Regions from separate parts of the Homo sapiens genome. Here region 1 is linked to region 2. A link is a loop called in an ENCODE intact Hi-C map of the cell type or tissue named here. Cell type or tissue: dorsolateral prefrontal cortex. All regions are shown on one strand. Each heading gives the region's core, and the rest is flanking DNA. Links, peaks and the distances in the headings are about the cores only.

Region 1 (16,997 bases), core at 4,478-12,477, 48 kb after region 2:
TAATTAATCATATGTTGAAGTCACTTTTTCCATACACACCCAGATTTTCCCTATTTATAGCTCCTTCTCAACCTATTATCTCTGCTGGGGATGGTGCTTCCCCATTTATATTCATCTGACTGCCTTCCCCCAGTAATATAAATTATTTTTTCCTTCCCTCTTTACACTAGCTGAATTATTTCAGCATACATTCATATCCCTTAAGAGATGTTTCACATAGTAGATGCATATTTATGGATATAAATTACACGCACACACAAACACACACACACTGGATGACTTTTTAATTACACATTTTTAATTGCAGAAAGCTTGGATTTCTTTAAGGTAATTACAGAGTTTGGACGCATCAAATTTCTACAAATCCCAATCCTTGTAGAGCCTCATCCAAGGCTCTACAGCTTCCATGCTTGTAATGGATTGCGAATTTCAACCCTAAGACTGCCAGAATAACTTCCTTCAACACTGCTTTATGCAGCATTTTTTCTTTTGGCTCATTCTAAATATGTTCATCTTCCAATGTAAATGTTGAAAAGGAAGGAAATCTACACATTCGGATGTCTTAAAAAGTGAGAAAAGGCCTGGCAAAGACAGTAAATATGCCTAACCTATGCCTTTGGGAGAAAGAAAAAAAAAACAATTCATATATGCCATCTTAATCTGTATAGGAGTCTGGCCTGAAGAGTTTTATACTTGATGTGTAGCATGAAAACATTTTCATTGCATAACATATGTAACCATGGGATAAAAAAATAAATAGTACAGCACAGGCCAGGTGTGGTGTCTCGTGCCTGTAATCCCAGCACTTTGGGAGGCTGAGGCAGGCAGATTACTTGAGGTGAGGAGTTTGAGGCCAGCCTGGCCAACATGGTGAAACCATGTTTCTACAAAAATACAAAAATTAGCTTGGCATTGTGACACACGCCTGTAATCCCAGCTACTCGGGAGGCCAAGGCAGGAGAATCACTTGAACCTGGGAGGCAGAGGTTGCAGAAAGCCAAGATCACACCATTGCACTCCGGCCTGGGCAACAGAATGACTGAGACTCTGTCTCAAGAAAAAAACAAATAAAACAGCATGAAAGTTGAGCATCACCTTTAAAGATAATATTACCTATCCATAAGACACTCAACAGGGCAGAATAAATATTTGAAGACTTTAGAAGTCTACAAATACATTAGCTTTTTTTTAATTTTACTTTATTACTGTACTGAACTTCATCCTCTGGAAAAACGTATAAGAAGAGACAACAAGGAGTAAACACACATCAATGATCTTACTTTGCTATTGACTATTACAAAGGATTTATAAAATAATTGCTATTTCAAGTTCCCAAGAACCCAATATACATTTTAGAATCCAGAAGTATTTACATTAGTTACTTTATAAATGGTTACTTATTTTTGGGGAGTTATATTTTGAATATACCCTCTAAATTTTTGGATAAATGGTTACTTACTTTAGAGGAGTTATATTTTGAATATATCCTTTACATTTTCGAGGTTGATGTCATAAAGAACATCTATGCTTTTAGGAGCCCCCATTCTTGTTATCAGTGTAAGAAAACACATGTTGAACCAAAATGGTATTGAAGTCCAGTTTCCAAAGGGGAAAAATGACTTTGCAACTGTGAAAAGCTTCATAGACCTCCTGTGGAATGCCTGTAGGCATACTGAGGTTGGAGTGTTTTACACAGCAGTCATAAGCAGTGGATGAGGGTTGTGCATAGCAACATGGTGGAACTAAGAAGAGACATTAAGGTTCAAATACTCTGACCCTTTCTTGGTACCAATGAGGAAAGAAGACCCAGAAAGATGGTAAAGTGGCTTGACCAGGTCAGAAAGCTACTTAGTGATTGAAACATGACTAGAAACACAGGCTTGGGGACACTTCCATTTTTACAGGAAAATCTTTATATTCTATAAGATAATATTACAGATGAAATACTATGACTGTAAAGTTCTGCAGAATGTCAGTAACAAGCTCTCCTTAGAATGCCTAATAAGAAAAATCTGTATATTCTAGGAAGGTATACAATCATGAACGAATCTCCACTGGAGCAATACCCCAAAGTAAAACCAAAATTGTAGCTAAATTTGAAAAATACTGTCAGATACACTTTCTTCAAATTATTTTTGACAGTAGCATTCATTGCCTCTGGGTTCTTAGAATTTGATAGAAAACAGGTTTAGTTTTTTTTGTGCTAAAATCATTCCTTTTCATGATCTCAAATTCTAGCAGTAAATGCCACCCTTTTAGATGAAACACTGTATAAAGAGGAGGTACACAGACATATAATTCAGGAAAACACAGGTATAACACATAGAACAGGCATTGGGATTACAGGTTTTATTCTAAATGTAAAGCTGTAAAGTGTCCACATGCTTTTTATGAATCATTATACCAAAGTGTACCTTTTTCAGAAGAGATTAACCAACCCTCAGCAGGCAGGTTTTCATCTTGTTTGTTTGCTTTACTGAACTTTACCAAAGTAATAATGTCATAAACATTTGTCTCTACAAAACTTCGAATCTTCTGGTAGAAAAACATAAAAGTCACTCTATCGTTGAAGACTATAAACCTTATGAAGAAAAAGGGCTATAGTCATATATACCTTTTTTGTATGTTTTTTTTTTTTTGAGATGCAGTCTCGCTCTGTCCCCAAGCTGGAGTGCAGCAGCGTGATCTCGGATCACTGCAACCTCGGCCTCCCAGGTTCAAGTGATTCTCCTGCCCCAGCCTCCCGAGTAGCTGGGACTACAGGTGTGTGCCACCACACTCAGCTAATTTTTGTATTTTTAGTAGAGACGGGGTTTCACCATGTTGGCCAGCTATCATAACCTTACTCAGTAGCTATCATAACCTTACTCAACCTGTATTTTTATATACGCTTAATTTACTCCACCTCAGTGACAATATTCCCTGGATGGTCTCGATTTCTTGACCTCGTGATCCACCCACCTTGGCCTCCCAAATTGCTGGGATTACAGGTGTGAGCCACCGTGCCCAGCCCATATATCTCTATATATATTTCCCATTCTAACTAATGTAGGCTTAGCAAAAACCTATTTTGAGGACAAAGCAAGGACTTCTTAGCCAGGAAACTTTTCATTTAATTCATAGCTTTTCCACTTAGTAGCTGTATGACCTTGAAAAGAATAGCCTCTATTATACACACTCACACACATGCATATACTTATACACACACTTAAAATCAAATTAGCAAGCAAATAACTATAACACTGTAGGTGCTCAATAAATTTTAATTTAATTTATTCATTGTTGGCATTTCAAACATAACTATTGGACCAAATTTACCTACCACTGAAATATGGCCCACTCTTGGGTAATGGAGGCTAACAGATCTTTTTTTGCCTATCGATTGACATGCTACATAGAATTTTGTGCAATTAAAAAAAAAGGTAAAGCTAGAAGAGGGAGCTGAAGTCACTTGTAAAGATCACCTACAGTAAAATGTGACCACTAGCCCGCCAAGGTAAGGCCCAAAAAATTATGACTAACTGTTAAAGCAAATCATGTTTGGCAAGGCCGAAGCATGTGTTACAGAAACTTGGGACAGGATGACAGCTACTAAAAATTAGAAACACCAAATTCGGCTGATGACAGCTGCCAAGGATATATGACAACTAGGAAATAACAAGAGAACACGTAATCAGAGGATGCTTGACTTTGGCTAAGTGGATTATTCCAACAGGTATAATTAAAGGTTGCCATATGGACTGTACAATAGATAGTTACAGATATGACAGTGATTTCAGAGGCATCAAAAGGAATCTACGGCTGAGCAAATACCTCTCTTACCCACAGCCTGAATATTGAAATTATACTCTTAGGCTTTAGCTCTGCTGTAATGCTTTAAGAATACAAATGCACTCTTTATTATGAGAGTTTCTCATACACTTTTCCTAAATCAGACTTTCACCTGGAGAAGAATGGCAGGTGCAGTGGGGAAGAGGACTTTGGGTACTAGGGAGACAAAAAGGGAAGGGTAGAAGTCAGGGCAGTGAGAAAGCAAAGAAATAGATGTGAACCTGAAGAGCTGTGGGTTGGAAAGATAAATAGCTTATTTCATTAGGAAAACTTTGAGAGACATAGTATTGCCAAATTCTAGAAAGTGAGTCAGTCCTTAAACGTGGACTAATTGTAGCCATGCATTGAATGTAATACACGTATTTTATCATACAAAATTTATAAAATTAACAAATATTATAGTAATAAAATTTTTAACTTATACAATTAACAAATGTTATAATATGTATTAAGAAATTACTGTATAACTAATGGGTACTAGGCTTAATACCTGGGTGATGAAATAATCTGACAACAAACTCCCATAACACATATTTAGCTATGCAACAAACCTGCACATGTACCCCTGCAAACTATGTGTCCATCAACAGATGAATGAATAAAGAATGTATGATATCATTCTCAGTAAACTATCACAAGGACAAAAAACCAAACACCGCATGTTCTCACTCATAGGTAGGAATTGAACAATGAGAACTCTTGGACAGAGGAAGGGGAACATCACACACCGGGGCCTGTTGTGGGGTAGGGGAAGAGGTGAGGGATAGCATTAGGAGATATACCTCATGTAAATGATGAGTTAATGGGTGCAGCACACCAACATGGCACATGTATACATATGTAACAAACCTGCACGTTGTGCATGTGTACCCTAAAACTTAAAGTATAATAGTAAAAAAAACCGTATGATACATGTATACAATGGAGTACTATTCAGCCATAAAAATGAATGAGATTCTGTCATTTGCATCAATATGGATGGAACTGGGGGTCATTATGTTAAGTGAAATAAGCCAGGCACAGAAAGACAAACTTCACATGTTCTCTTATTTGAGAAAGCTAAAAATTAAAACAAACTCAAAAAAAAAAAAAGAAACTAACCACACACACACAAAATGTGTTACACACTATATACATGATTCCACTTAATCTTTACTGGTGCCTAGGAGGTAGATGCATTAGCATTCTTATTTTATATATGAGAAAGCTCAGATTTGGAAAGATTCATTAACTTATTATTTAAGTTATAATAACTTAATAACTTATTATTTAAGTTAAATGGCAGAGCCAGTCCTAAAATGCTCCTCCACCTGACTTAAGAGTTTTGGGTCACACCTAACCAGAAATTCTAACAAAGGGAAGCAAATGTAAAAACATATGAACATAAAACACATGAACATATGAACATGAGATTCAATGTCACAGGCAACAGAATAAGAAAGTAGGTTGATTCAGAACTCAGATTTTATCTTCTAGCACGGTGATAATAACAAAACACTTCCAGACACCTGACTTAGAACCAGAATTTTTACACTCAAAAATAAGCTATATCAAATGTCCACTTAGACTCATGTCATTATAGTAATAAGCTAATTTATAATCATTGTTAATTATCAAATTGTCAGATGTTAATACTACAACAGCAGCAACAAGAATAATAAACCACTCTCTACCAGGAAAAACTGACTCATGCAGCCAATACCAGGCTTGCTTCGTCAGGGTATTGGCATATTAACAATGATGGATGTGTAAGCAAAGAGCTGTAAATCTGGATGCAGGGACTCTTGAACATCAACTAGAAGGAAGTGAGATGATCAAGTATTTTTCTCTTGCCAGATATCATTTCATATATTCACTAAAATAGTTCATCATCTGCTCTCTGAGGCAATGAAGTTGCTTAAGTAAAATTACTATGGCTGCCCTATTTATTTCAGTTACACCCAGTTGAAAAAATAATTTAATTTGAAGGAACTGAATATAAATTTATTCTTCCATATCTTTCTATAAAATAAAGGTCTATTAAGGTCTTTATATTTTAAGTGTAACCTAAAAACTCCTATTTTTTTTTCTGATAACCACAATTCTTGCCACATGACAGCCTCAAAGATGCTTTTGCTAGAATAGCTATATGCCAAAATGTTGGATATTTAAAATACAGTTCTGCCTCTGACCTTCTTGTTGACACAAACCCTGTAACATTTTTCTAAGAATCATTCTGAATTCTGATGCTGCTAAGAGTTAACATTTATTTCTCACTTTCGTTGTTTCCTTCCATCTGAGTGACATGCCTGGCCTCCCCAGCTTGATTCAGATTGTGAATTCATCAGATTGGTAGAGTCTGGGAGACGACTAACTCTCCTGGCTGCCAGCCTGCCTGTGGTAAGCACACTTTTTGCTTTGCTCCTTCTTGCTGAAAGTTTTACCGGTACAGGCATCCAAAGAAGAAAAGACCTGTGGTTGAAGGTTGACTGATTCTGAAGTGATGTATTAAAACAAGTCTGCTAATCTATGAGATCTAGGCCACACTCTCTAACACAGCCTTTACGAGTGATGCACTCAGGCAGTGCTGTCCCAAGACTGTTTGCACTGGCTTGCAAGAGCCAAATATATGAACCTCTGCCCAATTTCAAGTTCAGTGACATCCCATTGGCATCTTGAATTTCACCAGGGAGGGAGTATTTATACCGTAAAAATATGTCAACACTATAAATCAGTCTCCTCTCTTCTAAAAGGAAGAAAATTAAACATTTACCAGTATATCACCAAATAGAAGCTATATTTTGATCTCCTTCCCTCTGACTTGTGTATTTTGATAATAAATTCAGTAAAGGGACATTATCTACTGCACTATACCAACCTCCAACAATTACCAAAGAATTTCCTACTTCATATTTCTCCTAACTGTCAGGGAAATAAAAGGTTTTACAAAAGATATCTGTTTAGTCCTGCATAATTCAGCTCAAAAAGAGAATAAATACAGAATCTTAAAATACTGTCAAATTGTAAAGCAAAATAAAACCTACAACCGCTTAAGAACACTTTTGGAAACTGTTCATAAAACTCTTCCCTGAAAGCAGTAAAACAGAAGAATGTTAGTTTTCTTTACTTCCTCTCATTCTTTCCTGTAATATTTCATGTGCCTTTATAATTTTAATGCATGGCTTTCTTTTTCATAAGAGGTTTGTTTACCCCTGAAAAATCCAAAGCTGCAGTTTAAGCAGATTCTACCCAGCGGTGGTGGTATTTCGGTCACATGATCTAAATTATAACATTTTTGCTCCACTTGCAATTCTGATGGTTTCCCTGCTCAGTCTTCTACAAGGCTATAACCAGAAATTTTCATCACTTTGTTTATAAAAAACATACAACATTTTAATTAAAACAGCTGCATGAAAATCACCACTGGTTTTAATAAGAATATTCTAAAGCAACTTTAAAAGTAAAGCTTGACTGAAGTGAATACGTGTAGATACCTTTCTACATTTTACCTTTCTATTTAACCTTTTGTTCAAAGGACACACCAAATGTTAATCCGTATTCAAATGTACTATGGTTAGTTTTAACCCCTGGGCTAACTTGAAATCACTATGGACTCCGTCATGCAGTGTCTTAGAGAGAATACTAACTTGGTAAAGGCCTGAGGTATTATGGTCACTTTGTCACTGAGAGACCATATAACCTTGGGTGAGTTCTGTAATTTTGCTAGGCTTGTTCTCGCATCTGTAAAATTAGTCTATAAGGTTTCTAGGCCCTTCCTGCTCTGGCATTACAGGAGCCTCTCTCTTTCTCTTTCTCTTTCTCTCCCTCTTCCTCTCTCTCTCTCTGTCTCTCTCTCAGGTATTAGTGGCAGCCTACTGCCTCTATCTCAGCTACAGGCACATTAACATAACCTGCCGTGCATTGTTTGAGTTAATTAAAGGGAAGTGATTACATTTTGCCTTTTAAACCTTGCTGAACTCAAGTTCTATATCCCTTCTCCATATGTGGTACATCAAAGAATACAGTGCTCTGGCACAGGGTCTTATTGTTCCTGTTCTCCATGAAATCTTTGCTGTCAACATTTCTTTCCACCCTTTCCTTCGCAAATAATTAGATGGGGTAAATTCCACTTAAAGCTTTGTGTTCCTCAAACTCTCCACCTCCTTTCTCATTCAGGCTGGAATCTTTGTTCTATTTTCTGAAGCCCCTTTGAAGAGCAACATGTTGGCTCTGGGTAACAGTATTACCTCTCCTTTCTTTCCACCCTGCACCCTACCCCCAATTCCACTCCTTCCCTCCACGAGATAGAGAGAAACAGCTTGAGATAGTCATTTCAGTGATAGGTTGCATTAAATAAAATGATAGTATTTTTTTCACATAGAACAGAACATTTTGAACTAAATTTAAACAACATTTTTAGCGTAAGATGTAAACTTATGTCATTATTATCCCCACATCTCAGTTAGCTCTTGTGGGACATCATGGAATTTTTAGAACTACCAGACCTCTAGGTTGGAGGGCCCCTGGGTGTCATCTGGTCCAAATATCCATCTGATTCATAAACTTGCCTTGTAATTCTCCTGCCATTGGTCCTTCAGCTTCTGTTTGTGCACACCAGCAGCTGGAAACTCACCAGTTGAATGATATGCAGCCTGGGGACAACTGAGACTTTCCTTGCACTCAACTTCTACATCCTGGATTTAGATAATGTTTGTGTATCTGAGTCTAAAGATACATTATCTTCTCATCCCAAGTGAACAGATTGGGAAAAATGGTCAAAGAGAAGCTAACTAACTTGCCTGAGGACTCTCAGAAGTGTCAGAACTACGATTTGAATACAGACCCACTCCTTAAGTCCAGAGGCTATACTGTCTCTAGCTTCATAATGAATACCTAAGATGTCCTTGTGATTCAATTGATATTAAACCACTTTAAATATTAATGTGATTTTTTCTTATCTATTTGCCAAGTTTTCTCTGTGCATAATTACTTACCACTGACTCTCAACTCTTGCTTGCTACTGACTTCAAAAACAAACCCACTCCTGCTCCCGTGGCCCCTATATTTCAAACGTTCACTTTCATTTCCTTTATCTGTTCTAATCTTACCCATCCTTCATGGCTTGGGGTAAATTCATCACTTCCAGCAACTCCTCCCAGCTACTCAATTCAGCAACAAAGGGGGTCTCTCTTCTGTAATCTCCTTTTGCCTACAGAAACAAATTGCTGGCTCCCTCTCACTAAATAAATATTCTCGAGATCTGAATCCCACAAAGTAATGACAACTTAAGTTGCTATCAGTGCCCAACTGGGCCTGCTGCAGTTTAAGAAGTGTTGAACAATTTCAGAAGATGAACCTTAATACCTTAAAGACTTTCTTCTATTATTTCATCTGAACATGCTTGGAGTAGCAGATGCATCGATAACTTCATGTACAAGCTGGAATAAATAAAGTATTCTAAAACTCTCCAACTAATTTGACATGTCCTTCTCTAATCTGAAGGCACGGCCTGTAATGGCTCATTGGCTTAGCAGGTGCATTTCTGCATGCCAGCCGCCAGAGGGCTTGCTTTCCTTTCTTTTAACGGTTATCCAGCACCTGACACAGAGCCTTTGGAAAGGTAAATCAGCTTTTGCCAAAGCTTCTTCAGTGACACCCCTTCATCCATGCCACCTGTGTCAGAACATGGAACACTCAAATTATCCCAGTCTCTATATAAGAGAAGAAGATCCCTGAGCATCCTCCATTCTTAAACTCGCTCACTAAACATAGAGAATTCCAGGGGAAAGAAGAAATGGCAGTACTGCGCTGGTGGGTGAAGGGAGGATAAACTAGCAACAGATACCAAAGCCCACATCTGCCCCACCATGTTCAGTGTTATCCCCTCCTATTGCAGTGAGACTGAGCCTTGGGTAACTCTTAGATTCCTTTCCTCCTCAGATTCTAGGCAGATAAGTTCTTAGCCAGAGGCCGGGGGTGGAATTCTATTAATATCCCTTATTCACTGCAATGCCCCAAATATCTTGAGAACCAGATTTCCTTTCCCATGTGAAAAGACAGCCTAACTTAGTTCTTTCCTAAATCCTCTGACAGTTTTACAAGTAGGGTGGCGAGTGACCTTTCTTTCTTTGAAAAAGTGTATATAGATGTGCCTATTCATAGAAATCTGACAGAGCTGACACCTGGTTCTCCAAAACGTAGTTGCACTCTCACCACTTTCCACTGACGTTTATAGAATATGATTATTTTTGATAGTGGGGGATAAAAGGGGAAGGGTAATCGGAATTGTAAAGCACAAGCTTTTATCCAAAATTTTCCCACTGTAAAATGAATCATATATTCAGGAGGGTGAGCAATAACCAAATGAGGTACAGCATCATTCTCTGCTCTTTTCCTGAGAAGAAATGCCTTTGCCTTTCCCTAGGAAGTGGCATACTGGCCCCTCCATGCTCTCACTTCACTCGATTTCCTCCTTCTCCTGGAGATGCTGATGCTTGTGTCCAGACAGCCACACAAAGCTAAGAGTACTTCGAGAAATGACAAAGTGCTTTTTGAACAGTACACAGCCCTGCTCTCTTAAGTGCTGGGGAAAGGCCATCAAATTCTGGGCAAGATGCAATTTGAGTCCATTTTGACATGTTGAAACTTAATGACTTTATTATGCTTCATGGTTTATAATTCAGTCACAAGCCGTGGCAGGTTGGGCACATTTTTTCAGACAGTTAAGAATTAGGAGGACTAAAGGCTGTCACCTTTACCAGATGGTCATTAACCGTAAATGTGTTGTTTAAGCAAGATATACTCTGGGGAGGAGGGGAGGGCTCTCATATGGAGTTTCATTGGCCATAATTCTCTTTATACCTACCTTTCAGGTAGAGGTAAGAGCTGCAGAGACGGAAGGTGTGCTGAAAGAAAAAGATTACCTTACCTATTTTCCAGCTGCCTTGAGCAACAGTGAGGGACCACATGTGCACTGTATGGATTAACTTGTAACATCAGAGACAAGTACCCAAGTATCAACAGCACATAAATTCAAGTCCGCATGCAATAGTCTTCACAACATGCTATGAGCTGGAGACCAAAATGGTGAGAAGAAACTAGGCACAGTGTTTCACTGAGATAAAATTGAAAAAGTAGGGATTAAGCAAAGGTAGAAAATAGAGAGAAGGTGCAGGACGCAGTGGGAAGGCAAACCACAGAGGTCTGAAGTAGCAAGGGAGACTTTGAGAATTAACTAAATTCATCTACCTACTTCTGCTGACCATAAGTGGTTTCATTTTTATTGCAGCATATTCAAGGGACACTGTCTAGGATCTGAGATCACCTCAGAGATGCTAGGAATCTCAACACTTGTGTTCAATGACACACCAGGGAAGCCAGGTTAGGAGACAGGAAAGATAAAGGAATTCATGGAAGGATTGCAACTTTATAACCACCTGTTTATGAGCAAAACCCAATCATAAAAGCAGCTGTAAGCAGAAAACATAGGAACATTATTTTGTCCTTTTGACATACATTATGGTATTTAAATCCCATAACAGCAGCAGAGATTGTAAAGAACTGATTGTAATTGTCATAATTAACCGTATGCAGTTCTCCACTACATTGTATAGCTTTGCAACTGGCAGACCTGATCAGGTATAAAAGAAAACACAGCTTTCAGAATCCCAGGAGACAGAGGAAATGACCCTTTTCCAATTCCTGTCATTCTCAATTACTGTGGGTAGAGGCAAGATAATTCCACAGCCATTTCAAATATGGAAAACATTCACAGAGAGGACACAATTGACATCTAAAATCATGTTAGCTTTGGGTTCTTTTTGCCATTTTGGATGTGATTTGAAAGTGGGAGTGTTGTAAAAGAATGAAAATGATGAGCAGATAGGATGTTTATGAGTACTGAAGCAGATGTTCTTGAAGTCATTTCTTGGAAGATGTGGAATGGCTGTATGAAAGCAAACAGACACATCTTAAGCAAATAAATTTACTTGGAAACTCAGAAGATCTCTAAAGCGTTGGCTGAGTAAAAAGTAAAATCTTTTATACACACACATACACACACACACACACACACACACACACACACCCCAACATACTCATACTGTCCTGAAATATCTTAACATCTTCATTATTTTTCTTTTAATAGCCTAAGGTAACCCAAAAACATATGAAGATATGAAAATAATATTTTTTCTATAGATCAGATAAAAAGAGACATAGGCAGATTATAATGTATCAGCTATAGAAGTGTGAGATCTTACACGCAGAATGAATACTCTCAAGTATATAAGTCCACAGAATATTAGAGTTGGAAGATACCTGGAAAGCAACATTACTCTACCTTTTGCCTACACTAATTGTCACCTACACATCAACTTTACTGTAGTTCATTGAATGAAAAAATAATAGACATTTGAGGTCAACATTCTTTCTATAAGCAGGAAGGAGGAGCAGAAGTCAGTGGGGAGGAAATCATATAAGTAGAAAAAAGAGAGAATTAAACAAGAATATAAATGCAATCATATGAAAAGGAGTAATATCTGAGAATTAAGAATACTAAAAGTAAGAATTTATAGAGGGATATATTAAAAGTTTATGTTTTGCAACATGCCTTAAATTACGTTGTTATTCATATCTATGAGTGTTGGCAACATTTCTTTACTTGTCTCCTAACTCAGAGAGTTATTTCATATAAAAAACTGTAAAATTAACACTATGTAGTAACACAAAAGTTGGCTATCATATTTGAAGTCATATTTTTTGATGAGTGTTTTGACTTGCAGATATAGAAAGTACAGTTCAATTAAGAGACTGGAATAGAAACCCTAAATGACTCAAACAATAATTCTGTAAAATGTGGATGATAAATTCTATACTACTCTTTATATTTTAATTTAGCCAATGAAGATCATTGCAACAGTTTTTTTTTCAGGCCTGTGACATCACAGACATCACTGGTTTGTTACTCAAACTAAAACTCATTATTATTTAAAGAATTTGACATCACATAGTAATATGTTTCAAAATGTGCTAGTGGTTATGAAGCAGTGGAAAGCAGACAGAGGAAATATTATTAAATGAGGCATGGCCAACAAATAATGGTTATCTGAATATAAAACCATTTTGTGGCTATTCTATGTATAATGGTGAACTAAATATAAAATCATTTTGTAGTTACTCAGTATATTAGTCAGGGTTCTCCAGAGGGATTAACCATCACACTCCAGAATATTTTTTCAACCAAATCATCAAACTTTAACAAATTCTTAACTAAGTATAGGCCAGCCTCACACTAGTCTTTAAAGTAGTTTAAAATCTGTTCTATCTATTGAATGCCTGGAACTACAGCAACTAATTATGCTAAGAACTGGGTTAGGTAACTTTACATATATATAAATACATATATTTACCACTTTTATTTCTTATTATAACCCTGTAAATTAGGCGTTATTATTCTCATTTTACAGAGCAGAAACCCTAGTTTTGGAGAGATGCAGTAACTTGCCCAATCATGGAAAGGCAGTCAAAGAACAAGAACTTAAATTCAGGTCTAGTGAGTTGAATGGCAGCCCCTGGAAAAGATGAGTCCCTGTCTTAATCCCCAGAACCTGTGAATCTCCAGAATGGATAAATGTTATCTCATATGGCAAAAGAGTGACTATTACCTTATATGACAAAAGGCATGATTAAATTAAGCATCTGGAGAGAAGGTGCTTATCCTGGGTTAGCCACGCATGTTCTAAATGCAATCACATGTATCCTTATAAGTTAGACGGAGAGAGAAGCAGAGACCCACAGCAAACACCATGTGAGGATGGAAGCAGAGTTTGGAGTGAAGCAGCAACAAGCCAAAGAGTGCTGAGCACCACCTGAAACTGGAAGAGACAAGGAATGGAGTCACCGTGAGAGCCTCTGGAGGGACTAAAACTTTGCCAGTGCCTTGATTTTAGACCTCCAGGCTCCAGAACTGCAAGAGAGTTTGTATTTTTGTAAGCCACCAGGTTGGTGGTAATTTGCTTGGAAGCCACAGGAAACAGATGCACCATGTCTTCAGACACCCTTTCTGTGACACCATTCAAGCTTCTTGACATCAGAATGCAAGGCTGCAGACCTGAGAATGTACTCTAGACATTCCTTATGTCAATGCAGACTTGGGGCCAGCCATAACAACTTAAAATCTAGGTCCTTCAGCCTATATATGAATTACTGTTCTTCATATTTGATTCAAAATGTTTCAACTAATACTAAAGCAAACCTACAGGAGCAGAAACTCCTAATTTCATGGAAGAACCTCCCTTCTTTATTGAGGGAAATGGAATTACCCAAGGAAAAGATGAAAAGAAGTGAAATGTTCCTTCCTTTGCTGCTCTCATTGAATCTACTTTGACACTGAAGAAGCAAATTCTGCCACTGATCTTTTTGCATGCTTAGTATTACGTCTGTACAAGTGAGGGTGAATTTCGCCTAAAAGATTTTAAGATTCTTTCTAGCTCTAAGAGTCTCTGTAATTATTTTTCTTTTTCTCAATAAATATGTGTTGAATAAAAGAACAAATCAACAAATGAAAACATTGCTATACATGGAGCCAAAGTCATTAAGCCTATTGTATTATAATAACAAGTATTTAAGCTAAAAAGAATACGTGTCTTACCAAAATATGATTCCCTGGGACAATAACCCAAACAGATGATAAATTGTTGCAGGAAGGCAGGGACCCCGAATGGAGGGACCAGCTGAAGCCATGGCAGAAGAATGTGGATTGTGAAGATTTCATGGACATTTATTAGTTCCCCAAATTAATACTTTTATAATTTCTTACACTTGTCTTTACTGCAATCTCTGAACATAAATTGTGAAGATTTCATGGACGCTTATCACTTCCCCAATCAATACCCTTGTGATTTCCTATGCTTGTCTTTACTTTAATCTCTTATTCCCATCATCTTCATAAGCTGAGGAGGATGTATGTCGCCTCAGGACCCTGTGATGATTGCACTAACTGCACAAATTGTTTGTAGAGCATGTGTGTTTGAACAATATGAAATCTGGGCACCTTGAAAAAAGAACAGGATAACAGCAATGTTCAGGGAACAAGAGAGATAACCTTAAACTCTGACTGCCAGTGAGCCAGGCAAAACAGAGCCACATTTCTCTTCTTTCAAAAGCAAGTGGGAGAAGTATCTCTGAATTGTTTTTCTCAGCAAGCAACATCCCTGAGAAAGAGAATGCATCCCTGAGGGTAGGCCTCTGAAATGGTCACTTTGGGGGCGGCTGTCTTTTATGGTCACAGCTGTGGGATGAAATAAGCCCCAATCTCCTGTGGTGCTCCCAGGCTTATTAGGATGAGGAAATTCCCACCTAATAAATTTTAGTCAGACTGGTTGTCTGCTCTCAAACCCTGTCTCCTGATAAGATGTTATCAATGACAATGCGTGCCTGAAACTTCATTAGCAATTTTAATTTTGCCCCAGTCCTGTGGTCCTGTGATCTCGCCCTGCCTCCATTTACCTTGTGATATCTTATTACCTTGTGAAGCATGTGATCTCTGTGACCCACACCCTATTCGTACACTCCCTCCCCTTTTGGAAATCACTAATAAAAACTTGCTGGTTTTGTGGCTTGGGGGCATCACGGAACCTGCCGATATGTGATGTCTCCCCCGGACACCCAGCTTTAAAATTTCTCTCTTTTGTACTCTTTCCCTTTATTTCTCAGACCTGCCAACACTTCGGGAAAATAGAAAAGAACCTATGTGAAATATTGGGGGTGAATTTTGCCTGATAATAAATGACCAGATTAAAGGAAATAAATATCTAAATATATGGTAATAATGCAACCAATCTCCTCGGGATGAACTCTTATAGGAGGCACAAGAAATTTTAGGTACAATTCAGTGTACAAAGAAAACCTGAAAAGTGAAATCTGTAGAAAATATTTGATTCCCAAGGCAAAGGATAAAGAGGTTGTTGCTGTTATGGTAGTACTTTCTGTGTGTCAGGCAGTATCGTAAGTACTTTGCAGCATGAAATTATCAAATCCTCATTCTAACCCTGAAAGATGGGTGCTATCATTATTCTCATTTTACAGGTGAGAAAACATGCTACCAAACTTATTAAAATTATATAATAATGGAGAAAGTAAGTGGCTCAGTTGTTAACATAGCACTCTTCGTTAAAATCTTGGTGAGAGGTAATCAAGGCAGAGGAGCTGAAAAACAACTAGAATTCTGAATCCACCACTTTACTAATTTATTCTTTCATTTTTAAGATATGAATATCCAAGTAATGTGTGTTAGGCTTTTGCTAGACACTGGAGGGAGAGTGAAAAAACAAAAAAACAATGAACTAGAAAAATGTTCCAAAATGAAGGAGACAGAAACAATTCATAAGTGAGAGAAACCAAAAATAGAATTGATAAAAAATGATTTGGGAAAACATCATCATAAGTGAATTTGAGAAAAGTATCTGAGTTTTCTTAAAGAATCCTTCACCTACAAGCCTTTCCAGACAGTGGGCATAGTCACAAAATGTTCTAAGCCCTCATCATCCAAGATGGTGCCAGAAAAACATGAAAGAGCCTGGGAAGTTAATTCTTAAGGAGCTCCAGGAACCCGGGTGAAAGAAAGAATTATTCACTAACACCCTTAAAGAAAGGAAATAGAAAACAAGTGGAAGACGGTTTACAATAATAATAATAATCATCATCATCATCCATCTGGTTCTAAATACCAACAAAGCCAAAGACAGATTTCTAGCAAAGCAGAGACACTTCTTAATAATTCTAAGTGGCCAGGTCAGAAGTGACTCTAGTCTGTTCTTCTCAGCTCGATCAAAACAAGTCAGTGGACTTCTGTGACATGATAGGAATCTTGAAAAAACACTCAGACTCTTAAATTAGGAGTAAGTGGGTTTTAATTGTAGCTCTACAAAATACCAGCTGTGTGGCCTGAGGCATGTTGCTTAAAGACTCCCAGTTTTAATTTCATCATGTGGAAAATAGAGATAATGATAGAACCCACCTCATAAGTCAGTAAAGATTAAATGTAGTAATGTGTGTGAATTGCTTAACAAAGCATTTGATACCTAGCACATGTTTTGTTGCTGATAAGTACTAATAGTATTATCATCTAATTAGATTGACTGATTACTGTGGCTAGAATAATTACTAAATTTGATCAGAAGTGTTTC
Region 2 (16,997 bases), core at 3,700-11,699:
AATATGATATTTTTGTGTAGGTGTGGAGTAGCTAGGGTGATCCTCTGTAGAACACAGGCTGGGCAAAGGAAAGGAGGCAGAAATAGGCACAGTACACTTCAGAGAATGCAAGGAGTTGGCTCAACTGAAGATGACAGGGTGCAGGCCAAATCCTGAAGAATATTAAACACAAGATGCAATCCACACTGAACTCAATGGCAGAAAGGCACTACAAAAGGATACATGGCCAAAGAGTTAGTTCAGGAGATTAACTGGGTGGTTGTGCAGGATCATGTTGAAAGAGGAAAATAATGGAGTCAGAAGATTAGCTGGAACATGATTACAGTAATACCACATGGTAGGTGAAAAAGACCTAGGTCAGCATTGTGGAAGGGAAAATAGGAATATACTATGAAAAGCCGTGTAGGGAAAGGTCATTCATATTCAGTAACTGATTGGAGACGAGGAAGTCAGGAGAACTATGGAAAAGAGAAGAGGAAATAAATCAGAGTTTCATTCCTGGCTAACGAAAAGAATAACAGTATCTAGGATAAAAAGGACAAAGCCACAGAGGGAGAAATTAGGAGCAACAGTTACTTTGAATTTACTGGAACGGTCAGCAAATCATTCAAATAAAAATGGCCTCCTGAGAGTTGAAAATAAGAAGCTAGAATTCGAGGGAGAGGTTGAGGTTCTCTCTAGAAATCATCTGTATTTGATTTTTGGAAATCATCTCTATAGAGTTAATAGTCAAAGCCATGAAAATAAATGACACTTAAAGAAATGCAACAGGCGGAAAACAGCAAAGGCTAAGGACTGGTTGGTGTATAAACTCAATTGTCATGAATTCTACCTGGCTTATTATCATAAAACAGGTCTTTTCAACCTCGGCATTATTGACATGTTGGGCTGGACAATTCTCAGTTGTGGTGACTGTCTTGTGTACTCTGAGATATTTAGCAGCATCCTTGGACTCTACCACTAGATGCCAGCAACACCCTCTCTCCCAGTTGTGACAATCAAAATGATGTCTTCTGATATTACCAAATATCCCAAGAAGAAAAATTGCCCCTGGTTGAGAACAACTGCCCTAAAAAATGGCCAGGCTCTGTAAACCAGACTGCCTGATTTTGAACCCAAGCCTGCCTTTTACTATCTGAATAATCTTGACATATCGCCTGATCTCTATGAGTCACAGTTTCATCTGCAAATAGACATAATTGTCCTAATGTCATACTGTGATGGTGAGGATAAGGTGTGACAGTGTGTGTAAAGTGCCTGGCCTCAAAGGAGTGTGCCGTAAATGTGAACTATTGATATACCCTATAAATGGGTAACATCACAAACACTTTGTCTCTCAATGGTCATTCCCTACACATTTACGTGTGCAGAGGCTCAATGACTACTAACAAAGCAAGAAACGCACTTCATTGCATAAACAGCACTTCATTTGAGGCATCATATAAAATTGGGCCACTGGACAAATTGCTCCCAGCATTGTATGTTCTTTTTACCTATTAGTCACATGTCACCAGGGTCCAAAAAGTCATATAAGTATGACACGAGTTTCTTCTTCTGTAAAGTCAATAATAAATAGTAATTTAGTTTAAGAGGAAAGACTAAAGTGTGTAATGATTTAAAAGGCAAAGTCCTAATAAAAAGCTACTTTTTCAGCGAGTTACAAATTTCTGTATCTCCTGAAAAATGTATTTAACTTTTGTTTCCTTTATTTCACCTCCATTCAGGAAATGGGAAGTATGCAATTTAACACATATGTCTTACGCACCTGCACCAAGTATTGTGCTAAGCTGGACTAGAAAGATGAAACTTCAGTCAGACGCAGTGGCTCACACCTGTAATCCAAGCACTTTGGGAGACTGAGGCAGGCAGATCCCTTGAGCCCAAGAGTTTGAGACCAGCCTGGGCAATGTGGCGAAACCCTATCTCTACAAAGAAAATAACCAGCTGTGGTGGCATGAGCCTATAGTCCCAACTACTCAGGAGACTGAGGCGGGAGGATCTCTTGAGCCCAGGACATCAAGGCTGCAGTGAGCTATAATCACACCACTGCAATCCAACCTGGGTGAAAGATCAAGACTCTGTCTCAGAAAAAAAAAAAAAAAAAGAAGATGAAACTTCATTGTTTATTTCCTCAGAACATAGGTAGGGAGAAGAGAAAGGGAATGACCAAGGCAATGTAAGAGCTCAGTACAAAGTGGAAACTTGTGGAGAGCAGGAGTTGAGGGAAATCACGGCCAAGCTTCACAGAGAGAATAACATTTTATCTGAAATGAAAGAATTACCTTGAAAAGGATGAGATTTGCAGGAGGATAAGAGGCAGTACATATGTTCCAGACAGAGGGAACTATGGTGTGCACAGTCACAGATCCATGAGCAACATAGTTACATATTATACATATATATATAATATTTAATATATGTATTTCCTGAATATAACTATGTTATATTTAGGTAATTGTAATCATTTAGTATTTCCAGAGCATAAAATTCAAGGTGGGCAGCTGTAGGGTTGGCTCTGGACTCAGTTAGACAAGGATAGATCTTTAAGAGCCTTGTACATCAGGCTAAAGTATTAAATTTCATCCTATAGTCAATGGGAAACATTAAATAATTTGGACTTCGTTGTTCATATATTTAGATCAAGAAAAAATGTTTTAGAATTAGGGGCTAATCTTTATTTATAACTTCTCCTCCTCCCCTTCCTCCTCCTTCATCTCCTTTTATTCCTCCTCTGCTTTTATTTCTCCTCAAGCACTCTACTACTTTGAATCTTTCCAAGAAAACATTAAATGACATTTGAAAATACCTTATTTTAAAATAGCTTCATAAAATGCACTTTATAATCTAATACTGTTATCACAGATAATTTGAAATCAAACAAATATGAAAAACAAATACATAAGTGGTGACCAAACACATCCCAGGTTAAAACATAAATTAGAAATAAGGTCTTAAAGTCAAATATAGAAACTATTCCTTTCATGGAGTAATTTGGCCACAGAAAGTGAGGCGTGTCTATATGTTGCCATCAGGGGGCGCTCGGATGTGAGATTCTGCACAAGGCCTCATTGAGATGCCTGTGCCAGAAAACAGAATTCTTTTGCAAATCCCTTTGCTCACTTGTCTATTTCGATCAAAATACTTCAGTCTCACAGAAATAATTTAGCTGATGCCAAAGTCTATTTACCACACTACAAGGTAGATCGGTACTGATGCCTGGCCTTCATGCTGGAATCAAACTCTCAGTCCCTATTTCCAGCCCCCTTGCATACCCGACAACCTTCAAATAGGTTTCAAGTAAGATGGATTGCTGGCTCAGCCTGCCGTTTCTCCTCCATCCTGAATATTTGAGAGAAGAAAGGAAAAAGATGAAGCAACAGAGTAAGAAAGGAAATTCTTGCTCAGACTTTTAAAACTTGCTGAGGATTCAGAAATTAACTGGAGCTAAGAGGCACCCCAGGACAGTCAGACATGGTTACAAGTAACTCGAACCCAGACAGAGGAGGCAGCCTGTGCCCCATCTGGCCCACCTTGAAGCTGGGTCTGAAGCAAGGAAGGAAAGTGACCAGGAGCTTCCTTACCTGTCATTAACACAATTAATTTGTTTGGCATGTGAGGTATTATAGAAGGGGACATGAAATTCTGAATTATCATCAAATATAAAAATAACAGCAGAATGAACTGCAGTTGACAATAACTTTGATAGAGATCATATCATTAAGTCTCAAAATGATTATGTTTTACCCAGGTCACATACTTATAGACTTTTATTTCATAAGCTATGACATCAGAAAGATGTCTGATGTCATGGTGGAAAGAAATGAAAAATTCCTAAGTTCTCCCTTGAAAACACTGTCTAGTTGGGGTAATACATACATGTAAAATATTAAAAGAGAAATACAAAGGGAAAGCAGGTGAGTTAGAGCCAAGATATGTGATAGAGAAAAAAGAAAGAATAAAAGACAATTTAAATGGTCCAGGAAATCATGAGGTTGGATCCATAGAGATGGACACATGGAAAAAAAAATGGTTCAAGAAATACAGAGAAAATTAGATACAAATCCCCCATCAAGGGTTACCTGAGCCTGAGATGGGGAATGAATTGATGAATAAGGCATTTTAAAGGTATCATGAGCAGAAGCAGATAGAAAAAAATATTTTTATGTCATTTGTTTTTGCTGGGAGGTAGGTGAGAAAAGGGATGGAATATTATTTCTAGCTTATAGGGAAAAGAGCTAGGGCTTTTGATGTGACCAGACTGAACATCCTCATTCAGCCCACATGCCCTAGTGATGTTGGGCGAGTCATTTGATGTCCTTGGACTTGTGTATCTGTCAAATGGGCTCATCAAACCTAGCAGGCTGACTTATTTTGAGGAATAATGAGATGATTTATGAAGAGACCCTAGTAAGAGCAAGCATTCAATATGCAGTACAGTTCAATCAATTTATTACAGTGATGTCAAGAATAGATAATTTTACCCTTCTCTTTCTCAGCCCTTCTCCCTACTCCCTGGACTAATCCAAACTTGAGGACATGGTATTTTTATTTTTAGTTCTCAGGAAATCTTTATTTAAAGTGAAGGGCATCTGTAAGGTATGAAAACATTGATAATACTATTTTATTTTTTACAGATTTGTAAAAATTTTAATGACATTACATATATTTGTCTGCATCCCAGACTTTATGGACACCCTTCAGAAGAAGAGAGAGAAAAGGATTTCCAGGCATGTCATGTTTTAAGTTCAAAATTTGAGGCCCCAACTTGGCACCAAACGTAGTAATGATAGATAGTGAAAAAAAAAAAAGAAAAAAAATGAAGGAGGTTGCTGCCTTCAAAACAAGACCAACCTCTCCACAAATGAGAAACAGGACCTAAACAGGACCTGAAGCCACAAACTCACTAGGCTTAGAAGCTGCTAAAGGCTCCAAAGGCCAAATTCCCAGGGGCTTCAAACGCAGGCATTTTGGTCCTGAGATGCCAGCCACAAGCTAAGGGCCCTCTTTAGGTGTCAGTTTACTCATCTATAACAATAGAAAAAAAAATAGAACCCACTGTTTGGGGTGTTGTGATTTTTTAAAAAATGGTGTCAGAACATTTGTAGAACTAAAAATGGAAATGGGCATAGATGGGTTCAAAAATGTTAGTGTCAGTCATTGTAGTTTCTTTGGATGGAGAAAGATTATATATCTCATCAATTAAGTTGGGGAAAACCAAAGTGAAAATAGAAAATGCCAATTATTGAGGAAACAGTGTTCCTAGGTCAGATTCCTATAGCTTTTTGAAGACCAGAAGGAAGAGAAAAAAAAGGTCTGAACACAAGAAAATTTTAGAGGAAAGCTCCACGTTATCTCATCAGAGGAATATCACATCTTTAAAAATGAAAAAGAGAGTTAAAGTTATATAGTTCTAAGTCAGGGTAGAAAAGAATTTGAGGTATTTTCATTCAAATATAAACTTCAAGAAGTAGTACTTTTATAGAAACATTTAAGAGATTTTTTTTAAGTTCACAAAAATGTTTGTACTGAGCAGAATACATTTATATAACATGCAAAATGGTATGTGTCAGCTAAAAGTTTCTTCCTTTTTCTCATGAATGTGAACATTTTGCATTTATTCTGTAAAGAATGTATATTAGCTTAAAATGACAGGTATTCATAATAACCCTTAAGTTCCCAATGCTTAAAAGGTTGCAAATCTCACTAAGAAGAATATTGATGGGGCAAGAATATTGGGGCACTGATCATCCCTGGCAACCATACACACAAAACAACAAAATCTAGTGGGTATCTACTCTGTGCCCACGTGGCAGAAGCCAGGTTTCCCATCTCATAATGGGACGCAGAGGTGAGTAAAATCTTCTCAGGTGAAACTATCTACAGCATCAGGAGGAACAAATTCTTGGGCTTAGGATTGGAGAAAACCAGAACACAAGGCTCCCAATCATATGTGATAGATTCTATTTCATGTCTTGAATTTTTGGGGGAGGGCAAACCCTTGTGAAGTGTTTTCCTTTGTTTTTAGCTCCCTCCCTCTCCTCCCTCTTCTTTTTCTCTCTTCCTGTTTTCCCAAAGCAGAGGATTAGATAAACTAATACAAAGGGATAATTGTTTTCCTATGTGTCTCCAATTCTGCTTCATTCTATCTATGCAGACTGTATTTCCTAGAGAAAAGAGTCCCACTGCTTTTCTCTGGCTCAGAGCTGAGAAATTATGCTTACAGGCAGAATGTGTTCTTCAGTCAAAGCCAGGGTTCTGACCAGCCAGTCTGCTCTTTCTCTCTCTCCCAAGAAGCATGATGGAACCCAGAGCGTGAGGCTACTATGAACCTATTCTAATTTTTAACAATCATTTTATTTTGTAAAATCATTTGTGCTATAATGCTCCACAATTTTTTTCAATATGATGGTTGAGAATGCCTATGCTAGACCAAGATGTTCCCTAAAACTCTAGGATAAATGAATAGGCCAAGTATTTAAGTTTCTTATATAATTATCAAGCATTCCAGTTATTTCCAATCAAGATAATTTGCTTAAAAGATAGATGGGCAAAGTAAATAACTTGTTATAAACAAAAAGTAGAGATGGAATATAGAGAGGAGGAAAATACTATGAATCTATGGAATATAACCGACAGCTTGATATATCAGACACACACACACACACACACACACACACACACACACACACACACACACGAAACCCAGCTGTGCTCTGGAAAGCACCACTTAAGAAACTTATGCATCTCTGCTTAATGTAAATGGTTCCTGTCTCCTTTCTTTTCTCATTCTTGTGCTTTGAAGATGAAATTCAAGAAATCCAACACAATTCGTATCATCACTGTACCTGGGGAGTTCCCATTGCTGGAGTTGTAAGTTCTCTGTGGAAATTTAACCACATTTCAGTCATCCTTCAAAGTCCTTGTTTAAAATAGATTTTAAAAGGCTAGATATTAAAACACCCAATGAATTCTCTCAGTTAATAGTCCCCAGTCCTGAACAAGGGGTACCAATTAGCTTGGGAGCTCTCCGGAAGTTTAACTTCTATGGACTTAATAAATATATCACCAACATTTTCCTTTGCCATGCTGACTCCATTTAGAAATCCTGTGATTATTCCAGCTATTATTACTAGATTTATTAAAAAAGAAGGAAGGGAGAAGAGGTGCTCATTTTCAGTATTTTTGCATATTAGGGAGGCATAGATTTTACATGAGATTTCCTGGTCACATTGCTACATAAAAGTAAGGCAGAATACGTTCTCTAACATCAAAACTGACAAAACTACATGATGTGAGATAAATGCCATGATGTTTCAGTGAGTTACCCATGTAAAAATTATTTTCAAAAGATTGCTAAGCATAAATTAATAAGGTATATGCCATCCATGGAAGGCCAAGGAAGCCCTGATGATGAAACAAAACCAAGCAAGGAATTTATACATGTGAAATAATTCTGGATTAATTATGTTTTCCTCTTTTCACCCCAATCTGAAACTAGTGAATAATTTATAGGTGCAAGAAAGGAAGCTCCCTACGCATTACTTGGGATAAATGTGTAATGCTTGAGAACTGGGTGCTGGCCAGGACAGAGTGGAGGTGGAGGAGTCTGTGAAAATAGAAATAGGACTGCCAAAAACGTTTGAGAAGTGCCATGGCCAGAGTCCATCAAGATCCTGTCACTCCCAGTGTCACCCCATTCTGTGCCTCACTGGACATCTTATCCAACATTTCTCCAAAGTGGCCTTTCTCATAACTGTAGCTTTGTCCTCTGAATCAATTCTAGGGATAAGCTTTTCCTGATGTTTTTCAATGTCTCTCCCCTGAAGAACAGGATGTGGTCCAGAGAACCACTCTCTGATTATTTTCACATTGGTCTTGTCAAAAAAAAAGAAAGAAAAAAAAAGCAATATCTCCTACTGTTACTGTGATGTCTTAACAGAAATATGCATTTTTTCATTCATTCAAATATTTGTGACATGCAAGATGCTGCTCTATAAGCATCTTTGTTTCCAATGATCGCCCATTACAATCTTGGATGGCCCATCACGGCACAAACAAACACTTTATGAAACACTTTATTAAAGTGAATCCTGACATCGGTAAAATTTCTGTAAAAAGTCATATATCAAATATTTTCAGCTTGTAGGCAGTCTCTGTCACCACTATTCAATGCTGCCATTGTAGCATGAAAGCAGCCACAGACAATACATAAGTGAATGAGTATGACTGTATTTAAATAAAACTTTCTTTACAAGATCAGACAATGGGATGGATTTGGTCCACAAATCATAGTTTGCCAAACTCTGCTCAAAGCCATGAATGGTTACCCACTGCTTACCAAATTGAATCCCCTGTCACCAATTCTGCCCAATTTACTTTTCTAACTATGTTCTACCATTTCCCGTCATCTCCATTCCCTCTGAATGCTAACAAATACTCCATGTATTATTCTATTTCTATGCTGTTTGCTCTGCCCATAATGTTCCTCTCCTCTTTCCAACTTATTGATAAACATTCAATTTTTCATTCTTCCTTTAGGTGGCTTCCATAGATTTTTAGCAAGTGGAATTAGGCTCTCTCTTCTCTTTCTACCAATGCATTTTGCCTCTCTATAAAAGCTCCTATTACCCTCTGCCATGTGAAATATATAATGTTGATCTCTCTTCTCCCTCAATTCTCAACCAATCTCTGGAAGCTAGTAATCAGATCTCCATTTTCCTTTGTTAACTTCACAGCCTTCAACATGAAACCCTAGGCATCATTGTGGAGCTGAATATACTAGGACGCATTCAAGATAGTGTCTGTGCTTGAATTATTGGAATCATAAAATACGTAATAGTAATCACCATGTTTAACTAATTCTATTATTATTATATTATTTTACAAGATGGAAGAGATAAGCTTCTTATGCTGAAATAAAAAATATGTTTTACTTTCCCTAGTGGACATCAAATGCCCTGTTCAGAGCTTATATAATTTCATATTAGTTTAAAATGATTTTACTAGGCAATGCCATGCAATCAACTCTATTTAAAAGCCTCTTCAAAGAATAGGAGAGAAACCTATCACAAGCATACCTAGTTTTTTTGTGCTTCACTTTTTTGCATTTTACAACAATTGCATTTTTAAAAACAAATTGATGGTTTGGGGCAACCGTTGGTTGAGCAAGTCAATCCACACCATTTTTCTAACTGCATGTGCCTGATTCATGTCACTACATCACATTTTGGTAATTCTCTCAACACGTAAAACTTTTTCATTATTATTATATCTGAGATGGTGATCTTTGATGAGTGATCTTTGATGTCATTATTGTAATTCTTTGAAGGCAACACAAATCATGTCCATATAAGATGGCCAACTTAATAAATGTTGTGTGTCTTCTGACCGCTCAACTTACTGGCCATTCTCACATTTTTCTTCCTCTCCTTGGGCCTCCCTATTCCCTGAGACACAATAATATAGAAATTAGGCCAATTAATACTCCCACAAAGGCCTAAGTATTCAAATGAAAGGAAGAGTCTCATATCTCTAACTTCAAATCAAAAGCTAGAAATGATTAAGCTCAGTGAGGCATGTTGAAAACTGAGATAGGCTGAGATCTAGGCTTCTTGTGCCAAACAGTTAACCTAGTTGTGAATGCAAAGGAAAAGTTCTTGAAGGAAATTAAAAGTGCTACTCCAGTGAACACACAGATGATAAGAAAGTTAAACAAGCTTATTGCTTATATGGAGAAAGTTGTAGTGGTCTGGATTGAAGATCAAACCAGCCACAACATTCCCTTAAGCCAAAGCCTAACCCAGAGCAAGGCCCAAACTATTTCCAATTCTATGAAGGCTAAGAGAGGTGAGGAAGATGCAGAAAAAAGTTTAAAGCTAGAAGATATTGGTTCATGAGGTTTAAGGAGAGAAATCATCTCTATAACATAAAAGCACAAGGTAAAGCGGCAAGTGCTTATGTAGACGCTGCAGCAAGTTATCCGTTACATCCAGCTAAGATAATTGATGAAGGTGACTACACCAAGCAAGAGATTTTTACTGTAGATGAAACAGCTTTATATAGGAAAAAGATGCCACCTAGGACCTTTATAGCTACAGAGGAGACATCAATACCTGACTTCAAAGGGCGGGCTGACTATATTGTTGGGGGCTAAGGCAGCTGGTGACTTTAAGTTGAAGCCAATGCTTATATACCATTCAAAAAATCCTAGGGCCCCAGAATTTAGCAAAATCTACTCTGCCTGTGCTCTGTAAATGGAACAACAAAGCCTGGATGACAGTACATCTATTTACAAAATGGTTTACTGAATACTTTAAGCCTACTATTGAGAACTACTGCTAAGGAAAAAAAAAAGATTTTTTTTTTTTTCAAAATGTTACTATTCATTGACAATGCACCTAGTCACTCCAGAACTTTGATGGGAGTACAAGAAGATTAATGTGGCTTTCATGTCTGCTAACGTAACATCCATTCTCTAGCCCATGAATCAAGGAATAATTTCAACTTTCAAGTCTTATTATTTAAAAAATACACTTTGTAAGGCTAGAACTGACATGGTGATTCCTCTGATAGATATGGATAAAGCAAATGGAAAATTTTTTGAAAATGATTTAACATTGTAAATGCCATAAAGAACATTCGTGATTCATGGGAGAAGTTTGAAATATCAACATTAACAGGAGTTTGGAAAAGATTCCAATCTTCATGGATGGCTGAAGGGTTCAAAACATCAGTGGAGAAAGTAGATGCAGATGTGGTGGAAGTAGCAAGAGAACTAGAACTAGAGGTAGAAACTGAAGCTGTGACTGAATTGCTGCCATCTCATGATAAAACTGGAATGGATTTTAAGAGTTGCTTCTATAGATGAGCAAAGAAAGTAGTTTCTTAAAATGGAATTTTCTCCTGGTAAAGATGCTGTGAACATTGTTGAAATGACTACAAAGGATTTAGAATATTCCATAAATTCAGTTGATAAAGCACCTGCAAGTTTTGAGTGAATTCATTCTAATTTTGAAAGAAGTTCTACTGTGGGTAAAATGCTATCAAACAGCATCGTATGCTACAAAGATATCTTTCATAAAAGCAAGAGTTAATTGATAAAGCAAACTTCATTGTTGTCTTATTTTAGGAAATTGCTACAGCCACCCTAACCTCCTTCAGCAACCACTACCCTGATCAGTGAGCAGCCGTCAATATCAAGGCAAGACCCTTCACAAGTAAGAAGATTATGACCCACTGTATGCTCAGATTATCATCAGCAATTTTTAGCAACACAATACTTATAATTAGGGTATGTACATTTTATTTTAGACATCATTCTATTGCATACTTAATAGACTATAGAGTAAAAATAACTTTTATATGCACTGGGAAACCAAACAATTTATATGCTTGCTTTATTGTGGTATCTGCTTTATTGTGGTGGTCTGGAACTGCACCCACAATATCTCTAAGGTATGTTTTTATCTGGACACTTTATACTAGACTGAATAAAGGACTTCTAAATTTCTCAGCTAAGTAAATTCGCACCCTCAAAAAATCCAAAATTGAGAAAAATAAAAATGTGTAACAAAGATCCTGGAGTGTTAGATGAGACATGCTCAAGAAGGCTTAATGGTTTTACTATTAATTCTGCAATTCCATTAGGATGTGGGGAAGATAAATGAGATTGTTTCATTAGGGTCTAGTGGAGCCTTCCAGCAAATAAGCTAAATGATTATCAGTACTTCTGGTCTTCACGACTCAATCCCTCCCCAGTTTGAACATTATAAATCACAGTGACTTTACCAATTGACTTTCACCTTCTTCAACCAACAGGAGATTCGGCATGGACTCTCCCACCACCATTATGAAAGATACAGAGAGAGATTAGTCAATAGAAGGAGAACAAGCTGGCTGAACCAAAGATTGACTAAAGATCAGAGCAATGAAAGAGAAAAGAGGAGGAATTTTTTAAAGGAATAAACCAACTCATCCACCTGCTCTTGCAAAGCAGGGAATCAATTATGCCAACAAAGGGAGGCACAATGAAAATTGCAGAGAGAAAGCCCATGAATGAATGAGCTTGCGCAGGGTGTGGATAGATTGAAATATACAGGCTGACCCAGGGGAAGAGAAAGATGACGCAAGTGGATGGCAAAGAAAAGGAAGGTGGGTGGCCAAGCAGGTGCCCACAATGCTGGGCAAATAGGAGCAATCAGGGGTAGGGACAGAATTATTTCCCTTCCAGAGAACTCCCTTTTGATGCTGAACTAGTTGAGACGCTGGAATTAGTATCAGAAGAGGCCACCTGCACCACTTCAGAGCACAGTCATCCTTCTGATTGCTACATAACAAAGAATGCACTAGCAAGCAGCAACATTTTTTCTTTGTTTTTATGCAGCTTCCTAAAGCCCAGCTGAATTCAAAAGCAGCCGTGTGACTCCTTCTTAGCAAACACCACACACACACACACACACACACACACACACACACACAGAAGATGGGGGCATTACCGAGTTGTTGAAATTAAGTTGCCTGCTGTGTCAGAATAGTCAAGAAAGAGCAGAGATAACATGATTCCAGCCATAACCTATAGATAATTCTTAATGGTGAAGTGATTTTAATGAGGAAGAAAAGACTGATTTACAACCATCAAGTTCTGTTAATATGAACTCAGTACAAGTGCTGAATTACATTCACTGGGTAAGAAAAAAAAAAAAGGAAGGTAGTTTTGATCACACTTCTTCCCCACTCAGAAACCTTCAATGACTGCCAATGTCTTTCAGAACAATGTCTAAACTCACAAGCGTGTTGCTCAGGGATTTCCACTGCCTGATTTTAATCTGGGTTTTCATCCATGGGCAGCCTATCTGCCAACTCAAACGAGCTAAGTTGACTTCCTCTCTTCTCTTTGACTTTATTTCCCTTCTCTGTTTCTATCAGCCAAAATCTACCTGTTCTCCAAGACTCTGCTCAAATACAATCTCTTTCTTCAAGCCTTCTCAGATGTCTCCACGTGAAAGTAATATTTAGCATCCTTTAGCACATTAAAGCGTTCCTGTGCCCAGTGGTTCTGAAATTTTAACGTGCATCAGAGTTCCCTGGAGGACTTTTACAACCATAAATTGCTAGACCCCCAGCCACAGTTTCTCATTTAGCAGGTGTATGGTGGGGCACAAGCATTTCCATTTCTAACAAGTCCCCAAGTGATGCCAACACTGCCGAGCCAGAGACCACACTTTGAGAGCTGCCACCAGAACAAGACTGAGCATGTCTCACTTCCCCTTATAAAGCTTCTTGGGAACAGAAAAGAATTCTGTCTTTGTATTTCCATAACTCTTCAGCCCAAGTTTATATTCAGTAGATACTCAACAAATATTTATCAAATTAAATGTGTGTGCGCCTATTGCTTCATGTATGTTTGTGTATATACATTCATATTCATTTAACAAATATTTATTGCAGACGCATACATTTGAAAAATGCATGTGTATGGTAAGAATATTTAAAGTTTAAGCAGGTTTCTTAATCATCTCACATTTGGCAAGCTAAAGGAAAATATGAATATGCTATGATCCATTTTTCAAATGTGTTCTGCAGAAGAGCACTATTAAAATTCAATAGGAAGCTTTATTTGAAGAGTGTCCATCTGTGTTCATTTGTGGTGAATATAATGAATCTCTCACTCTGTCTGAATTGTCAGTTAACCCATGTAATATATTGCCTCAGCTTCAAGACAGGGAAGCGTGGGAATTTTATTTCTCATGTCATGGATGTACAGTGAGCTCCCTGACGTCACTGTAGACGTTACTCACACCTAAATACTCACTAAGTCTCCAGTATACCACCCATACCTATCAGTAATGCATAAAAACACAGACGCTATAGTCATCATGCCAGAGTTCAGATTCTGGCTCTGCTCACTACTAGAGCATGACCTCAGACAAATTGCTTATCTTCTCTAAGTTTTAGTTACTTCATTAGTAAAATATGGACAATAATTACAGCTTCCTGATTGTTATAAATACTGAAGGAGTAAATACATTGAGAAGGCTTACTTGGCCCAACCAAGAAGCTGCCACTGGTGCACTATTGTATCAATATTGGACAGACGTGGCACCCTCCCAGAAAGATCACACCATCCTGTCTTATGTGGGCTTAGAAGTCTTATTCCACCCAGTTACCATCTGAAGTCACCACCAACTAAGCCAGACAAAATTAACAAATGTAACTGTTAATATTGTAAACTTTTATGGTACTTAAAAATTACCTATACTACTTATTACCGTTGGTGCCTTACTTTTAGCATATTTTGGGAGCAAAATGGTATGATGGCAGCATTTTGATTAGGGAGACGAAGGCTGCTTCAGTGGCTTCTGTTATTGAATGATTGCTAACACCACTCAAATCCATCCCACAGCCAGAAACTCATTTTGCCCCCAAACACCTTAACCCATGACACTGAAATTATGAATGCCTGAAGATAATTCTGGTTTTTCAACTTGTGAAACTAGATACCACTTCTTCCAAATTCCTTGATTTACTCTATCACCATCAGTGGGATCTATAGGATTGGACCTTCCCTTTTGTTATTACAATATTATTACTTATGTTTGTAACTGGAAAATGTCAAGTTTATAACCATTTACTACTAGATAAGAAAAGAAGAGGCTATAGAAATGCAGACCTCCTTTCTGCTTGTAATTTTAGTGATGTTGTAGCCCAGTGTGGGCAGGAAGATATATTTCCTCTGCTGGGAGAACATTGGTCCATGAGAAATTGGCATTTGTTTCATGAAATGGCCACCTACAGTTAAACCTTTGCATGGGATGTTAGAGTAAAATTAAAATTACAGGACACAATGTGTGCTTAGATTATTTATATTATTATAAACATAACTGACACATACCAGGCAATGATATTTTCATAATTCAGTGCTTCTGGACTGACTGTATAGTAACAATCACACTTTCAATAAGAGGTGTTTTTTATACTAAATTTCCACAAACTTCTGATGCTCTTGTATAATTCATGTATTTTGTAGATTATCCTGTTCCTTGTTGTATTCGTTTCTCATGGCTGCCATTAAAAAATTACCACAAACTCACTGGCTTAAAACAACAGAAATTTTTTTCTCTCTCAGTTTTAAAGGCCAGAGTCGGAGATCCAAATGCTGACAGGGTCACACTCCTTCTGAAGGCTTTAGGCAACAATCCAATTCTTACCTCTTCCAATTTCTGCTGCCTATGGGCATTCTTTCTGGTTATATCCCTCCAATCTCTGCCTCTGTCTTCACATGGCCTTCTGTTTCACAAGTCTCTACGTCTTCTCCTCATCTGTCTCTTACAAAGATAGTTTTCACTGGATTTAGGGCCCACCTGTACAATCCAGGATGATCTCATCACAAGATTATTAACTTAAACATCTGCAAAGACCCTTTTTCCAAGTAAGGTCACGTCACAGGTTCTGGGAACACATGTTTTTAGGGGACACCTATCTACCTCCCACACTTGCAGTAAACAAATGTGGTATGTGTGTTTTACCTCCCTGCTGCTGTACTGCAGAATCCTTGAGGCCAGAGCTTTGTCTTCTGTATTAATGATTCTACCAGGTACTCAGTGCTCAGTACTCAGAGTACCAGCTCTTATCAGGTACTCTTTAAATTTGTGTTGAGTAAGTAAATGTACATATAATTTTAGAACATTATTGCAATGTCTACATTGTAACAGCAAGTACTAAAAAATATTCAGAAAACTGAGAGGTAGCCATTCCCAAAATCATGAAAGGAGCTAGCCACAGATAATATCAAAATCAGGGATGCAGTTGGTGAAGTAAAGCAATCAAGTGCAAAGGAAATAAGGTCATGATCCCAAACTCAAATCACACACCAAGTGCAATGCTTCTCTGAAAGCAAAACTGCACTCAGCAGGTCAATAGCCATTTACAGAAAGATGGAACCACTTAGGAAAATGTATCTAGACATTTCCCCAGTGAAGAGATGGATAATAAAATTTTAAAGGATTTACAGAGAATTAATCTTATTTGTTCTTCCCCTTTGAACAAGGTCTTTTGCTTGTCATGTTAAATATCATAAGAAATGGAATGATGATGTGAAAATCGGATTCTAAAAGTGACAACAATTAAACTAGTCCTGCATCTTGCTATGTATGATTTAGAAAATAAAAGTCAATATTTTTATCATACTGTACAATTTCTAAGGTATTTTCTCAGATGAGATTCCATCTGACATAATCAATAGCCTTAGGATATAAGATATCTCCCATCTTATAGATGAGAAAATACATTGAAAAATTAAGTGACTTGCCCAAGGTCACACCATTATAAACAAAATAGGCAGATATCGACTTCAGCGTTGTTCTTCTCATGCCAAATCTGGGGTGTGTGTGTGTGTGTGTGTGTGTATGTGTGTGATTACTCTCCCAACTAGACTGTAAGTCCCCACAGGTATCTGTCATCTGCATCAGTGAAGCTACCAGGTAATTTCTTATACCTGGCTGTATGGGTACATTACAAGCCATCTTAAAAATCTAATTCATAAAAATTGAATTTTCTTCACAAAAGGGAAGAAACTGATAATAACTTTGAATAAACTTTGTGGGTTCCAATAAAGACAAATATGAAGAAAAACTGACGTGGGTGAGGAACGAACCAGGGAATAGAGGAAAAGTAACACACTGCTCGGCACTTCTCCATGCCTTCAAAGAAAAGGAAAACTTAGTTTCCCTGACAGTAGGAAAATTTTTGTTTTAAAGTTCTATTTATCATTTGGTAACAAATTGTCTTACATTGTTTCTAGGACACTACCCCCTAACAAACCATAAGTTTCCAAAGGACAGGTATTATGTCTTAAATAAGCAGTTAATGTCTGCCCTTCACAACTCTTACTCCCCAAACTCATTCTGGATACTCAGAATTCAATAATTTGCTGTCAACTTAGAAACAGAACAGATTCTCTTAATTGTTAGGAGTCTCCAGAAAACCTCCTTTAGGGGACA

Evidence for each region. Hi-C counts contacts between places; a loop is a spot of excess contacts. Peaks named below come from ENCODE experiments on the same cell type or tissue, not always from the same donor. Only the 100,000 strongest peaks of a DNase experiment are listed, where the experiment ranks them.
Region 1: a loop joins it to region 2, with 3 times the contacts of the local background. A loop is called at or near these places in 6 of 110 quality-filtered maps.

Annotation. Positions count from the first base shown.
Region 1 is chr14:78,840,805-78,857,801 of GRCh38, reverse strand. The region is part of intron 10 of NRXN3 (neurexin 3); the gene reads right to left. Among named protein-coding and RNA genes, the nearest start is that of NRXN3-AS2, 140 kb to the right of the region's middle. In dorsolateral prefrontal cortex, for the core only: a CTCF peak has its summit at 9,362; a DNase peak (open chromatin) is centred at 9,371; H3K27ac peaks cover 3,944 bases.
Region 2 is chr14:78,888,255-78,905,251 of GRCh38, reverse strand. All of the region lies in intron 10 of NRXN3 (neurexin 3), which reads right to left. Among named protein-coding and RNA genes, the nearest start is that of NRXN3-AS1, 180 kb to the left of the region's middle. RefSeq lists enhancers at 11,512-12,094, 12,095-12,678. In dorsolateral prefrontal cortex, for the core only: no CTCF peak of the experiment used is centred there; no DNase peak of the experiment used is centred there; H3K27ac peaks cover 4,439 bases.